Linked DNA regions of Homo sapiens: region 2 is linked to region 1. The links are chromatin loops, found by intact Hi-C in ENCODE. Cell type or tissue: heart right ventricle. All regions are shown on one strand. Each heading gives the region's core, and the rest is flanking DNA. Links, peaks and the distances in the headings are about the cores only. Region 1 overlaps LOC124902625 (a long non-coding RNA gene). Region 2 has its middle 16 kb from the start of OR2AG2.

Region 1 (6,781 bases), core at 977-5,976:
GCTGTCCGACTCATGGAGAGTTATCCTTTCTTTGAGTTTAATACTGATAAATAAAGGTCCCCTGAAGATATCCACCTCCTACTCCCCAGAACCTGTGACTGTTACTCCATATGGCAAAAAGGACTTTGCAGATGTGATTAAATTCACAATCTTGAGACGAGGAGATTATCCTGGATTATCCAGTGGGCCCAATGTAATCACAAGGGTCCTTATAAGAAAGAGTCAGTAGGGTCAAGCATTGGAATGAGGCACTGAAAAACTTGACTTCTTGTTGCTGGCTTTGAAGATGGAAGGGGGTCATGTGTCTAGGAATGTAGAAGCAGAAAAGGCAAAAAAAAAAAAAAAAGAAAGAAAGAAGAAAAAGAATTTTTCCCGAGTGTCTTTAGAAGGTACGAAGCTCTGCCAATACCTTGTTTTTAATTCCATAAGTCCTAATTTTAGACTTTGACCTCCAGAACTGTAAGATAAATCTGTTGTTTCATTGTTTTTAGCCACCAAGGTTGTGATAATTTGTTATAGTAGGAACAGGAAACTAACACAGTGGGTTACACATTGTGCCCGTCAGAATACATCACACATAATAGGTACTCTGTGAGTGTGTATTGAATGAATGGCCGAGCTTCCAACATGTCTGATTCTTAATTACGACGAAGGAATTTTAGAAATAAATAAAGGTGTTTTTGTCTGTGAGAATTCAAGACTGGTATTGTGTAGTGTGACCAGGCAATTTTTTTTTTTTGTCTCTCTCCTGCTAATCTTCCAGACCTCAAGGACCTTTCCAGACCAAGGTCCTGGAGGTGAAGTGAAGAGAGCACAAGCTTTGAACTCATCAGACAACAAAATTGAAGATGAGGATGTAGATAAAAATGCCATTATTAGGGCTTCTCCTTAGTCTGTCGGAGGCATTCATTTGTCTGGAGGAAGTTAGAATTTTTTCCAAAAATATAAGACTGAGGTAATATTAGTCTTTTGACATCCAAATGGATTATGCCATGCATCAACTTTAGGATTCATTCACAGAAATGTAGCACAGCATGGTCAGAAAGAAGAAGGCTTAATTTTACAAAGGTGCCTTGAGTTTTTATGCAGTTTGGATACTGAATTGAAACCCAGTGGATTGTCATAGGCCTACAATAGCAGAATGAGTTGACTCAACAATAAGGTAGCGTAGACTGCTGGACCAATTTGCAGGCTGGAGGATGTGGCAATCAACTCAGGGTTCTGCAGACAGCAAAATTTTTCTTAACAGCCTTAGCAACTCAGGAACATTGTCCCTGTAGAAAGTACAGACCCCATGTGAATTAGCCAATTTAGCAGTGGTGTCCTGCAGAATGTTGAATAATTCAGTGCCCAAAGGACAGTCCCCCAGAGACCAGCAGATGGAGCTGCCACAACATAAAAACCAGCCTGAGGCTAGAGTTCCTTCTCTGTGCCAGGGGATTGCATAACCATAGTCTCTCCATCATACACTGGGGAGAGAAGCAGGGGAAGTAGAGGCTTTCTGAGTGATCAAGCATTATTTTATCCAATAGAAACAATAATTTCTGAAGGCATATTTACATTGTGTCAGGTTAGACTAAATTAAAATTAGATTGCATTATTAGTTTTTTTTTCTTCCTCCTGCTAACTCGTAGATAGGGATTTGGGAGGACATCAGATTATAGACTAAATAAAGAGAGTAAAATGTTTCTGTACATCCTCTGAGGTGTAGTGTAAGCCTTAGGATCATCCCCAATTGCCCTACTGCAAGGTCATTGAGATTTTTCCTTGGATAAGGTTGCCAGAAAAGGAAAGAGAATCACAGAAAGAGCAAGAGATCACAGAAGTGCATATCAATTTACATTTTTCGCTTCCTCTCTCCTCTCTTTCTTATCCATGAGTTCATGTTTTGAGTTTGGGAAGTTGGAGGCAATTTGAACTTGAATCCATAACCCTCTGTCTCCTACATGATACACCCTTCTCTTTGTTTTGGAGAATGCTCTTCAAGCAGGAGTTTCCAATAAATACCTCCATTCAGCGAATGTTTACTAAAGGTTTGATAAGTGGGAGGCCCTGTAATAAATACAGGATATATAAGAAGAGAAAGCTGGCCCTAGCCTGCACACAGGGGAGTAGGGGGAATATGCATTTTTTTCTTTATTTAATCTTTTTTTTGTACAGATGGAGTCTTGCTATGTTGCCCAGGCTAGTCTCAAATTCCTGGCCTCAAGTGATCCTCCTGTCTCAGCCTTCCAAAGCACTGGAATTACAGGTGAGAGCCACTGTGTCCAGCGGAAATATTTAAACAAATAATTTTCGAAGTACTGTAGTTGAAGAAAAAGGAGCTGATACTTTTTTCTTTTTTTTTCTAGATGGGGTTTCACCATGTTGGCCAGGGTTGTCTTGAACTCCTGACCTCAAGTGAGCCACCTGCCTTGACCTCCCAAAGTGCTGGGATTGCAGGTGTGAGCCACGACAACTGGCTGAGACTAACATTTATACTGCTTATATCTAGGCCCATGTCTGTGAAGATATCCCTGACATCTAATCAGTTATCTCTCAATTTTTGCCAAAATTTCCACCTTGCATTTCCATGTCACGAATTATATTTATTCTATCTTCTATTCACAATTTTTTTTTGAGATGGAGTCTTGCTCTGTTGCCCAGGCTGGAGTGCAGTGGTGCGATCTCAGCTCACTGCAACCTGCACCTCCCGGTTCAAGTGATTCTCCTGCCTCAGCCTCCTGAGTAGCTGGGATTACAGGCACCCGCCACCATGCCTGGCTAATTTTTGTATTTTTAGTAGAGACAGCATGAGCCACTGCACTGGGAATGTTCACATTCTTTCCAGCAGTTTTTGTACATCTTTGGAAGAATATCTATGTCCAAATTACTTTGTAAAGCTCTGGGTCCTGTCGTGGCAAAATTGTAGATATATAGGAAATGTGGAGTGAAAAACTGTCACACTCAACCTGTGCAAAGATGTATGTTCAGGCTGGGCATGGTGGCTCATGCCTGTAATCCCAGCACTTTGGGAGGCTGAGGTGGGCAGATCACCTGAGGTCAGGAGTTCGAGACCAGCCTGGCCAACATGGCAAAACCCCGTCTCTAGTAAAAATACAAAAATTAGCTGGGCATAGTGGCATGGACCTGTAATCCCAGCTACTTGGGAGGCTGAGGCAGGAGAATCGCCTGAACCCAGGAGGCAGAGGTTGCAGTGAGCCGAGATTGCGCCACTGCACTCCAGCCTGTGTGACAGAGTGAGACTCCATCTCAAAAAAAAAAATTATGTTCAAAGATGTATGTTAACTGCAGTGCCATTTATGAGTGAAATTTTGGAGTATATATATTATACATTGCCATGTATGCAAAATTGTATGTTTTCCACTATGTGTCCATATGCCTAGAAGGATGAGTATAAAAATGTTCACCAAAGTTAATCTGGATGACAGGATTTTGGGTGTCTGATTTTCTTATGTTTTTCCACATTTTTGAATTTTTTCAATAAATGTAATATTGTAAAAAATAAGAAAGCTTTTCAAAAATTTCATCAAAATTGCATTCATTTTCTTTCTCCTATTTAAAACTCTTGAACACCTCATTTCACAGTGGTTCTCCACCGGGGCAATGCAAATGTTTCAGGGACATTTGACAATGTCTAGAGACATTTTTGTTGCCATAACTGTGAATAGTGCTACTCACATTTAATGGATAGAGGCCAGAGGTGCTACTAGACATCTTATAACGCACAGAGAGTTTCCCACAATAAATTATCTGGCTCTAAATGTTAACTATGCCGGAGTTGGGAAATCTCAGAATTCATTATCCTGATAGGCTCTTTATCACCATCTGGTGGTGAGAGAAGTGCCTGCAACTCCCATGTAGTTTCAGCCAGAAACCAAACTAGGGCCTCAGAAAAAAGATGGGAGGCCCTAAGAAGGGTAGCTATAGTTACAAAGGGAGGTAGAAAAAGAGCAAGTTAATTCATGGCTGAGAGGGTCTGTGATGCTCTTACTAAGAACTGTAGTTGCTCCTGACGCTGCCATTCTGTATCTATGAACGCTATATTATGATTTCCATTTTCCTGCCGCGCTGGGACTCCAGAGACTCAGAAGAAGGAAGTTAGATGCTGAGGCAGGAAAGGCTTTGGGGAAACTTTATGGATTTAATGTGGTTGATATAAGGGGGTAATCTCTACTTGCATCCATAGGTGCCTCCCCATTACATAGGATGATAAAGCTTTAGCTGTGCCAGGAACAATTCTAGATCGCAGCATGTGGGACCAAGTCAAAGCTCCTTGTTTTGGCTTGATGTAACCGTTACTTCCATTTCACTTTTCCTAAGGGATGCATTTGCAAGGCCTAGGCTTCATTCCTTGACTCCACCCCTCCTACCCCCAATTCGAAAGCCACGTAGAAGAAATATCTGTTCTTACTTGCTTATCAGTTTTACTTCTTTTATTTTCATCCACCAGTTTCCTGTTTTCTAATGATCACTTACTAATGAATTTCCCATCTGGCAGCTATGTCTCATGCTCCTCTCTGCTGCTCTCAACAGGGCTGTAGGCCACTTTCCTGCCTGCTGCTCACTTCTGAAAGATCTGTATTCTCTCACTCCTCAAAAGGATGCTGCTTTCTTCATACAGGTGTTGGGAAGAGGAGAATGTTGTATGCCCCTCATTTTCTTTTTGCACTACCTCTTTAGTATCCATCACCCCATTGTCCAAATCTATCTTGACATAGCAATATCTACCAATGCCTTGAAGTAGGTTGCAGGTTGATTTCCCCAAGAGCAGACGGTAGAACAGTGTGGAGGGCAAGATGTTTATTAGGGATCAACGCCTGTGAAGAAAAGGGGCAAAAGTAGGATTTGGCAGAGAAAGACATTGAGCCGTGATGCAGGCCTTACAAACCTTCCCTGAACCTGGTGGAGAGCTCTGTAGAGTGAAGACCAACAAAGCATCCTGTGTCAGGCTACAATGGCTGGGTCTTTCTTTTCTGTCTCAGCCTCTGGATACAGGCTACCCCAGGAAGGGCATTACCTCAGGTGAAGGGGCTCCCTGCAATTGAGGCAGATTGGGAAGATCTGACAGCTGAAGCCTGGCTGCTTACTTCATTCCCCTCAGTTGGGCAGCAAGTCTTCTCTTGCAGGAGGTTCTGGGTGGCACAGTTCCACGTCTTCACAGAGGAGTGGATGAGAATTACAATGTAAACTACAAGATAAACATGATTTTTCCCATGGTTCAAAGGAAAATCGCCAAAGATACATAAACTGTCAGGCAGGTTGTTCCTGGTTCACATCTTTTCCAATTTGGAATAAATGCAAATTCCTTGAATTTCATTAAAAATAACAATGACATTGGATAACTGTTGCCTCAGGAACCCACAACGACGCTCTCATTCTGTCCTGGCCTACTCACATATCTTCCCTCCATTCCTCACCCCTTTTTTGAGGTTTACATTTTAATTCTATTGTATTTTAAAAATCCTATTCAGAGAAAATAAACTATAGATACAGGAAACAATAAGGAAAGCACATTTATAAACACTGTTTCAGTCAAAATAAAGAACTTGGACTGGCCCAGCGTGGTGGCTCACACCTGTAATCCCAGCACTTTGGGAGGCTGAGGCAGGCAGATCGCCTGAGGTCAGGAGTTTGAGACCAGCCTGGCCAACATGGCAAAACCTCCTCTCTACTAAAAAGTATAAAAATTATCTGGGAGTGGTGGCAGGTGCCTGTAATCCCAGCCACTCGGGAGGCTGAGGCAGGAGAATCGCTTGAGCCTGAGAGGTTGCAGTGAGCCGAGATTGCACCACTGCACTCCAGCCTGGGCGACAGAGCAAGACTGTATCTCAAAAAAAAAAAAAAAAAAAAAGAACTTGGACCCTCTTCTTCAGGACCTTAACAATTAAGATGGAGTGTAGCCACAACTACATTTCAGTATAATAGCAATAATAATGTTAATAAATGCTATAATTACTTCTATTAACGTGACTTTTGCTGCGGTTATTGCTGCTTCTGCTGTTGTTGGCATTGCTACTACCTAACATTATTGGCACGTGTACCATGTTTCAGGCATATGTATTGTTTCACGTTATTCTTAACACTTCACTGAGGTTGCACCATTTTATGTATGAAGGAAATGAAGCAGAGACAGGTTAACTAACTCATCCAAGGTCATACATGTAGTAAATAGTGGAGGCCCTTCGCACAACTAACAGCCTGGCTTTCACAGGCTGGCATTTTCTAACTCTCAACACTTGGCTTATACCTGCTTCTTCATCTTGAATTACCTTCTTCTTGCTTCCTCTCTCTCTTTGTACCCTTTGACCTACACTTCTGCTTTCCCCCACCCACCATCCCAGCTTCTGGTAACAAACATTCTACTTTCCTTCTTTTTTCTTTTTATTTTTTTATGTTTTTGAGACAGTCTCCATGTGCCGCCCAAGCTGGAGTGCAGTAGAGCTATCTCAGCTCACTGCAACCTCTGCCTCCCAGGTTCAAGTGATTCTCCTGTCTCAGCCTCCTGAGTAGCTGGGATTACAGGCGCCCGCCACAACACCCGGCTAATTTTTGTATTTTCAGTAGAGATGGGGCTTCACTGTGCTGCCCAGGCTGGTCTACAACTCCTGACCTCATGTGATCCGCCTGCCTCAACCTCCCAAAGTTCTGGGATTACTGGCATGAGCCACCGCACCTGACCACAAACATTCTACTTTCTACTTCTATGATTTCAAATTTAGATTCCACATGTAAGTAACTCACAACTTATTCATGTGATTTGATGTTGTTCTAGAATCCA
Region 2 (6,781 bases), core at 1,153-6,152, 50 kb after region 1:
TTCAGGGCTGGATGCCCCTCTGAGACTCAGGTATCAAAAAATATTGTTTTTTTTTTCCCATGGGAAATTAACATTGGGTTTTTAAATAACCTGGACTTGGGAGTACATTAACAGCTCTTCAGGGAACTTCCATGTCCCAAATAGAGGGGTCTACTCAAGAAGCAATGTGTGATGCAAGGGAGGTCTTCTCCTTATCTGTGTTAAGGCAAGCACTTAGAGCTAGGAGAAACATCGCTTCCTGGCCTGTTGCCTTCTTATGAGGCACCCTAAATTGAACTGTATCCTGTAATTGGGAAAGTAAGTCTCCCTCCAGTAGAGGGCTAGGACACTCAGGCATAAGTAAAACTGAGGGAAAATGTATGGTCCTCAATGGTGTAACCAAGGAGGAGGGCAGCTCTCCTAATTTTTCGTTGGCCATCAATTCCTGTTGCTGGACAAGAGTGGTAAGACAGTGGCCCTGAGAAATAGGTTAAAACTAAGTAGTCACCTCCTGTGTCCAATAAGAACTCAGTATTCTTGCCTGCTCTATCAGGGGTTACTGAGGCTCCTTCATGGCGATGGTAAGGTGTCTAGTGGGACCCATAGAAGACCTCAGGCCTTTTCAGGCGTCTGCTTTCTTGGCCATTATAAGTATGGGTGTTTCAGACTCCCTCTTAAGCCTGGGGCAGTCCTTCTTCCAGTGGCTTTCTTAATTACAGAAGGTGCAATGATGTTGGCCTAGAGGCTGGTGAGTGGGGGCTCTCATCTGAGCATCCCAGATGCCAGTCTCACCACACTTCCTTGAGGTGGGTAATCCTGAGGCAGTAGTGCCTAAAACAGCCACTAACAATTGTGCTTATTGGCCAGTTCTTTTGGTGTTTGCCTCTTCCTCTGCACTGTCCCTATTATTGTAAACTCCAAAGGCAATATCTAAAAGTTGGCTCATGGGGGTTTGGGATCCCATTGATACTTTTTGTAGCTTCTTCCTAATGTCAGGGGCAAACTGAGTAGTAAAATGTGCACCCAGGAGAGCTTACCCTTCTGGGGAGTCTGGGTCTGTATTAGTATATTTCCTGAATGCTTCAACCAAATGGCCCTGAAATGAAATGGGATTTTCATCTTTCTTTTGGGTTATTTCTTTCACCTTATCATAATTAACTGGTTTAACCTCATGCTCTTTTATACCACCTATTAAACAAATTAGCACATGATTTCTGTGTTCAAGATCTTGACATCCTCTCCGATAATCCCATTGAAGATCTAGATCTGGAACTGCTTCTACTCCCACATAAAATGGCAAGGCCTGTTTTAGTGCAGCCACCCCATCTGCATGTTCATGAGCAATACCTAGAATTCTTTGTTTTTCCTCTACAGTACAAGAAGTGGATAATATTTGCACAGTTAAATAAAAAGACATGGTCAACTTAACAAACTCCTCTACATGTTTGCCTGGATCCTCCAAAAACTGACCATATTTTTGCTTGCACAAAGCCAAATCAGGCATAGAAAAAGGCACATACACTCCGGCCACTCCTCCATCTCCATCAGCTACCCACTGCAATGAAAACATTTTCAATTCTGGGGGCTGATATGGGGCCCCGTTCCTGGTGGTACTGGTTAGGTTTACTTCTTCAGGCAGTAGAGGATACGGGCCAGGGCTTGTTGGATAAGTGGGAGGGGTGCCTGACGACCTTAAGGTGGAACCTTGCACTAGAGAACTGGTGGGGGATCTGAAGAGGGCCACAGGTCTCCTAGGAGTAGTAGCTAGGAGAGGTCATCTAGGATATCTGGCATGTCTTCTGGGTGCCTGGGGGTATCATGAACCAGACATGTTCTACAGGTAGCCCTTAAGTTAGAATCCTGGTAGAGGGTTATAAAAGCCTGCACATTAAGGAACTTCTTCCCATTTTCCTTCCTTTTTACAAAGCAAATCTACTTGTACAGTATCATTATAATGTAAAGAAGCATGCCTAGGCCAAATCTGTTGGTTTGCCAATTTTTATTGAATTCAAACGTTATTGCAATAGTAAATGAGTTTTTTTCCTTTTCAATTTGTCTAATAATTTGAATTTACTCCAACTCCAACTGTCTAAAAGACACCCTAGTGGTGAGTCTTTTGGGATGCTTATTTTTGTCCCAATGTCTATTAAGGGTCTCTACAGGGGATTTCAGTTAGCCTAAGTTTAGCAAATGCTTAATTACTTTTTCCTTTTAGTTTCCCACTTTCTACAAAATATAGATAGCAACGTGTTACAAAAGTGGATTATGAGCTACAAATGGGCAGTTGGATGTTTTTATTTTTTATTTTTTCAATGGTGAGCCGGTGGTAGGGTAGAAGAAAACAGCCTTTTTGAAGCAGGAGTGTTACAGCTCTGGTGGTGTTACAGCTTTGTGACTGCCTTTGCAGAGCAGGGCTACCCCACAGACAGTGTGCTGAAGGTAGCATTGCCATAGAAAGGGGTGGTAACTCCCAGATGTTGCCATGGCACAGGTGAACTATCATGGCACACTGGTGGGAATGTCTTATCAAAAGCTGCTCCTGCCCAGTCCCTGTTTTAGCTAGTCCTCTATTTGGTCCAGTGTCTGAGCCCCATCTCCGGAGTTGAGTCCCCTCATACATCAAGCAGTGGCCCACAGCCCTATTGAGAGTAGTAGAGAGAAGCATGAGACATAGTTGCTAGATGGGCAACTCATTAGTAAGTGATCAATAGACAACATAAAACTGGCAAATAAAAATAAAGGAGATAAAACTGATGAGCAGAGCTAGAATAGATTTTTTTTCTCACATGGCCTTGGAATTGGGGGTAGGAGGGGTGGGGTTAAAGGTGGAAGCCTAGGCCTTGCAAATATATTCCTTAGGAGGAGGTGTGAGATGGACGTAGTAGTTAAATTGAGCCAAAACAAGGAGCCTTGCCTTGGTCCCATGTGTTCCAGTCTGAAATTGTTCCTGGCAGAGCTAAAGCTTTATCATCCTATGTACTGGGGAGGCACCTATGTGTGCAAGTAGAGATTACCCCCTTATATCAGCCAGGTTAAGTCCATAAAATTTACCCGCAGCCTTTTCTGCCTCAGCTTGTAGCTTTTCTTGGTCTCTGGAGTTCCAATAAGGCTAAAAAATGGAAATCATGATGTATCATTTTATAGATACAGATTGGCAGTGTCAAAGCAACTACTGGTCTTAGTAAGAGCATCATAGACAGTCACAGTGACGAATTAATTTGCTGTTTTTCTGACTCCCATGCTAACCATAGCTACCATTCTTAGGCATCCCATCTTATTTCCGAGGCCCTAAGTTTGGCTTCTGGCTAAAACTGCGTGGAAGTTGCAGACATGTCTTTCACCAACAGATGGCGATAAAGAGCAGATCAGGATACTGAATTCTGAGATTTTCCCAACTCCAGCACAGTTAACATTTAGGGCCAGATAATTTATTGTGGGGAACTGTTCTGTGCATTATAGGATGTCTAGCAGCACCTCTGGCCTCTACTCACTAGATGCTAGCAGCACTCCTCACAGTTATGACAACAAAAATGTCTCTAAACATTGTCAAATGTCCTTAAAATATTTGGATTGCCCCATTGAGAGCTACTATGAAATGTGATGTTTAAGTTTTAAATATGAAAACAGAAAAGAATCAAATTTTGATGGAATTTTTGAAAATCTTTGTTGTTGTTTTTTTTTTTAAATAACGTGTAGTCACTGAAAAAATGTTTGAAAATGTAGGAAAACATAAGAAAGAAAAAAGCACACAAAATCCCACCATTCAAATTACCTTCTGTGAACATTTTAATAGCAATTCTTTCAGGCATATAGACACATAGTTAAATATGTATAATTTTGCATTTATGGCAATGTATAGTATATATACTCTCCTATAATCTCATTTTCACTCAAAATCTACTAGGGATATCTTTCTAGGTCAACAAATATTGGTATAGTTTAATAATTAACTTTAAAGCCTACATAATATCCCTTTGTATGTAATTAACCAGGTCACTACTGACAGCCAACCAGGTTCCTACATTTTCACTATTATAAATAGCACGGCAATTAACATCTTTGAGCATAGGTTTTTGCACAGCTTGAGAGTGAGATTATTTCACACTCATTTCCTATGTGTCTACAATTTTGCCAGGACCCAGAGCTTTAGGGAGTAGATTAGACATAGATTTTCTTCCAAGGATGTGCAAAAACTGGTGGAAAGAATGCGAACGGTATAATGGGAATGTTTCTAACACAAATAAATATGAAAGCTTGAGGTGATGGGTACCCCATTTACTCTGATGTGATTATCATGTGTTCCTGCATTAAAATATCTCATGTACCCCATAAATATATACACCTACTATGTGTATATATATATATATACAAATTAAAAAATAAAATAAAATAAAATAAAATTCCTTTATATACCAGAAGAATGTGAACAGAAGACAGAATAAAATATAAGTAGCATGGAAATGCAAGGTGTAAACATTGACAAAAGATGAAGACATAACTGATTGGATGTCAGGGATATCTTCACAAACATGAGCCTTGAAATAGGTAATATAAAAATTAATCTCAGCTCCTTTCTCTTCAACTATAGTTGTTGCAGCAATCACTTGTTTAAATGCCGATTTCTCTATTTCCCCTGCTCCCTGTGTGAGGGCCATAGCCAGGTTTCTCTTCTCCCTCTTTTTTATATCCTATGTTTATTACAGGGTCTCACACTTATCTTTAGTAAAGTTTGCTGAATGGAGGTATTCATGAGAAACTTTCCTGCCTGAAGAGCATTCTCTAAAACAAAGAGAAGGAAGAATTACATAGCAGAAATAGGTCTATGGATTCAAGTTCAAATTCTCTCCAACTTCCCAAACTCAAAGACAGATAGGAAACAGAAACAGGAAAGAGAGAATGGAAGAAAAAAAGGTAAATTAATATGCCCTTCTGTGATCTCTCACTCTTTCTCTTTCTGTGATTCTCTTTCCTCTTTTGAAAACCTTATCCAAGGAGAAATATCAATGACTTCAGAAGGGCAATAGGGGGTGATCCTAAGGCTTATACTATGACTCAGATAACGTACAGAAACATTTTACTCTCTTTATTTTAGTCTATAATTTGATATTCGTCTCAAATCCCCATCCACTGGTTAGCAGGAGAAAAAAACAACAAACCAAACTAATAGTTCAATCTAATTTTCATTTAGTCTAACCTGACAATTTAGTATATTTTTAGGAATTATTCATTCTCTGTTGGATAAAATGATGCTTGATTACTAAGAAAGCCTTCCCCTGCTTCTCATCCCAATGTGTGGTGGAAAGAGTGTGGTTTATTCAAGCTTCTGGTGCTGAGAAGGAACTCTAGCCTCAGCCTTGTTTTTCTGTTGCAGCAGCTCCATCTGCTGGTCTCTCGAGCACTGTTTTTTATGAACCTAGTTGTTCAGCATTCTGCAGGACACCACTGCTGAACTGGCTAGTTCACATGGGGTCTACACTTTCTACAGGGACAATGTTTCTGAGTTGCTAATGCTGTAAGAAAAATTTTGCTGTCTGCATAACCCTGAGTTGATTGCCACATCCTCCAGCCTACAAGTTGGTCCAGCATTCCACACTCTGTTATTGTCAAGTCAACTCATTCGGCTATGGAGGCCTATAAGAGCCCACCAGGTTTCAATTCAGTATCTAAATCACATAAAAACTCAAGGCATCTTTGTAAAGTTAAACCCCAGGGGCTCTCTCTACTTGACTGTGATGTGCTACATTTCTGTGACTGAGTCCTAAAGTTGATGCATGGCATAATTAATCCATTTGGATGTCAAAAGACTAATATTACCTCAGTCTTATTTCTCTCTACTTTTCTTTCATAAAGAATTCTAACTCCTTCCAGACAAATGAATGTCTCCGGTAGAGTAAGAAGATGCTTTAATTATGACACTTTTACCTACATCTTCATCTTCACTTTTGTTGTCTGATAAGGTCAAAGCCTTATCCTGTGCTCTGTTCACTGCACCTCCAGGTGTTTAGTCTGGAAAGCTTGAGATGTGGAAGATCAGTGGGAGAGAGACTAGAAGAAAACGGCCTGCTCACACCACATGATACCGGTCTTGAATTCTCACAGACATAAACACCTTTCTTTATTTATAATATTCTTTCATCATAATTAAGAATCTGGCATGTCGGGAGCTTGTCCATTCATCCAATACACATTCGCAGAGTACCTATTATGTGCAGTGTGCTCTGACCAGCACAATGTGTAAGCTACTGTGTTAATTTTCTATTCCTGCTGTAACAAATTACAACCAATTTGGTGGCTTACAACCACAGATTTATCTTAAGTTCTGGAGGTTAAAGTCCAAAATTAGGTCTTATGGGGCCGAAAACAAGGTATTGGCAGGGCTTCCTTCCTTCTAAAGGCTCTCAGTAAAATCCATTCCCTTGCCCTTCCTGCATCTAGAAACTGCCTGCATTCCTAGACTTCTGACCCCTTCCACCTTCAAAGCCAACAATGGCCATTCAAGGGTTTCGGTGCATCGTTCCAACTCTGACCCTGCTACCTCCCTCTTATAAGGACCCTTGTGATTATATTGAACCCACCTGGATAATCCGGGATAATTTTCTTGTCTCAAGATTGGTAATTTAATCACATCTACAAAGTCCTTTTTGCCATCTAAGGTACCATGTACAGGTTCTGGGGAGTAGGAATGTGAACATCTTTGGGGGACATTTATTTATCAATAGCATACTCAAAGAGAGACTAGCCCTCAGTGAGTCAAATGACTACAAAACACGTGGCTAATCTTTTTTTAATAACTTTTTTAAGC

What was found. A loop is a pair of places that touch in the nucleus more often than their neighbours do. Peaks named below come from ENCODE experiments on the same cell type or tissue, not always from the same donor. Only the 100,000 strongest peaks of a DNase experiment are listed, where the experiment ranks them.
Region 2: it touches region 1 in a loop (7-fold over the local background); 47 of 110 quality-filtered maps call a loop at or near these places.

The regions. Positions count from the first base shown.
Region 1 is chr11:6,702,272-6,709,052 of GRCh38, forward strand. LOC124902625 (a long non-coding RNA gene) reads left to right here. Exons shown (of 4, transcript XR_007062574.1): 4 at 2,161-2,200. Among named protein-coding and RNA genes, the nearest start is that of MRPL17, 22 kb to the left of the region's middle. In heart right ventricle, for the core only: CTCF peaks have their summits at 1,385 (motif pointing right) and 3,835 (motif pointing left); DNase peaks (open chromatin) are centred at 1,371 and 3,830; H3K27ac peaks cover 2,737 bases.
Region 2 is chr11:6,752,215-6,758,995 of GRCh38, forward strand. No RefSeq gene overlaps it. Among named protein-coding and RNA genes, the nearest start is that of OR2AG2, 16 kb to the right of the region's middle. In heart right ventricle, for the core only: CTCF peaks have their summits at 3,323 (motif pointing right), 3,527 and 5,367 (motif pointing left); DNase peaks (open chromatin) are centred at 3,328 and 5,367.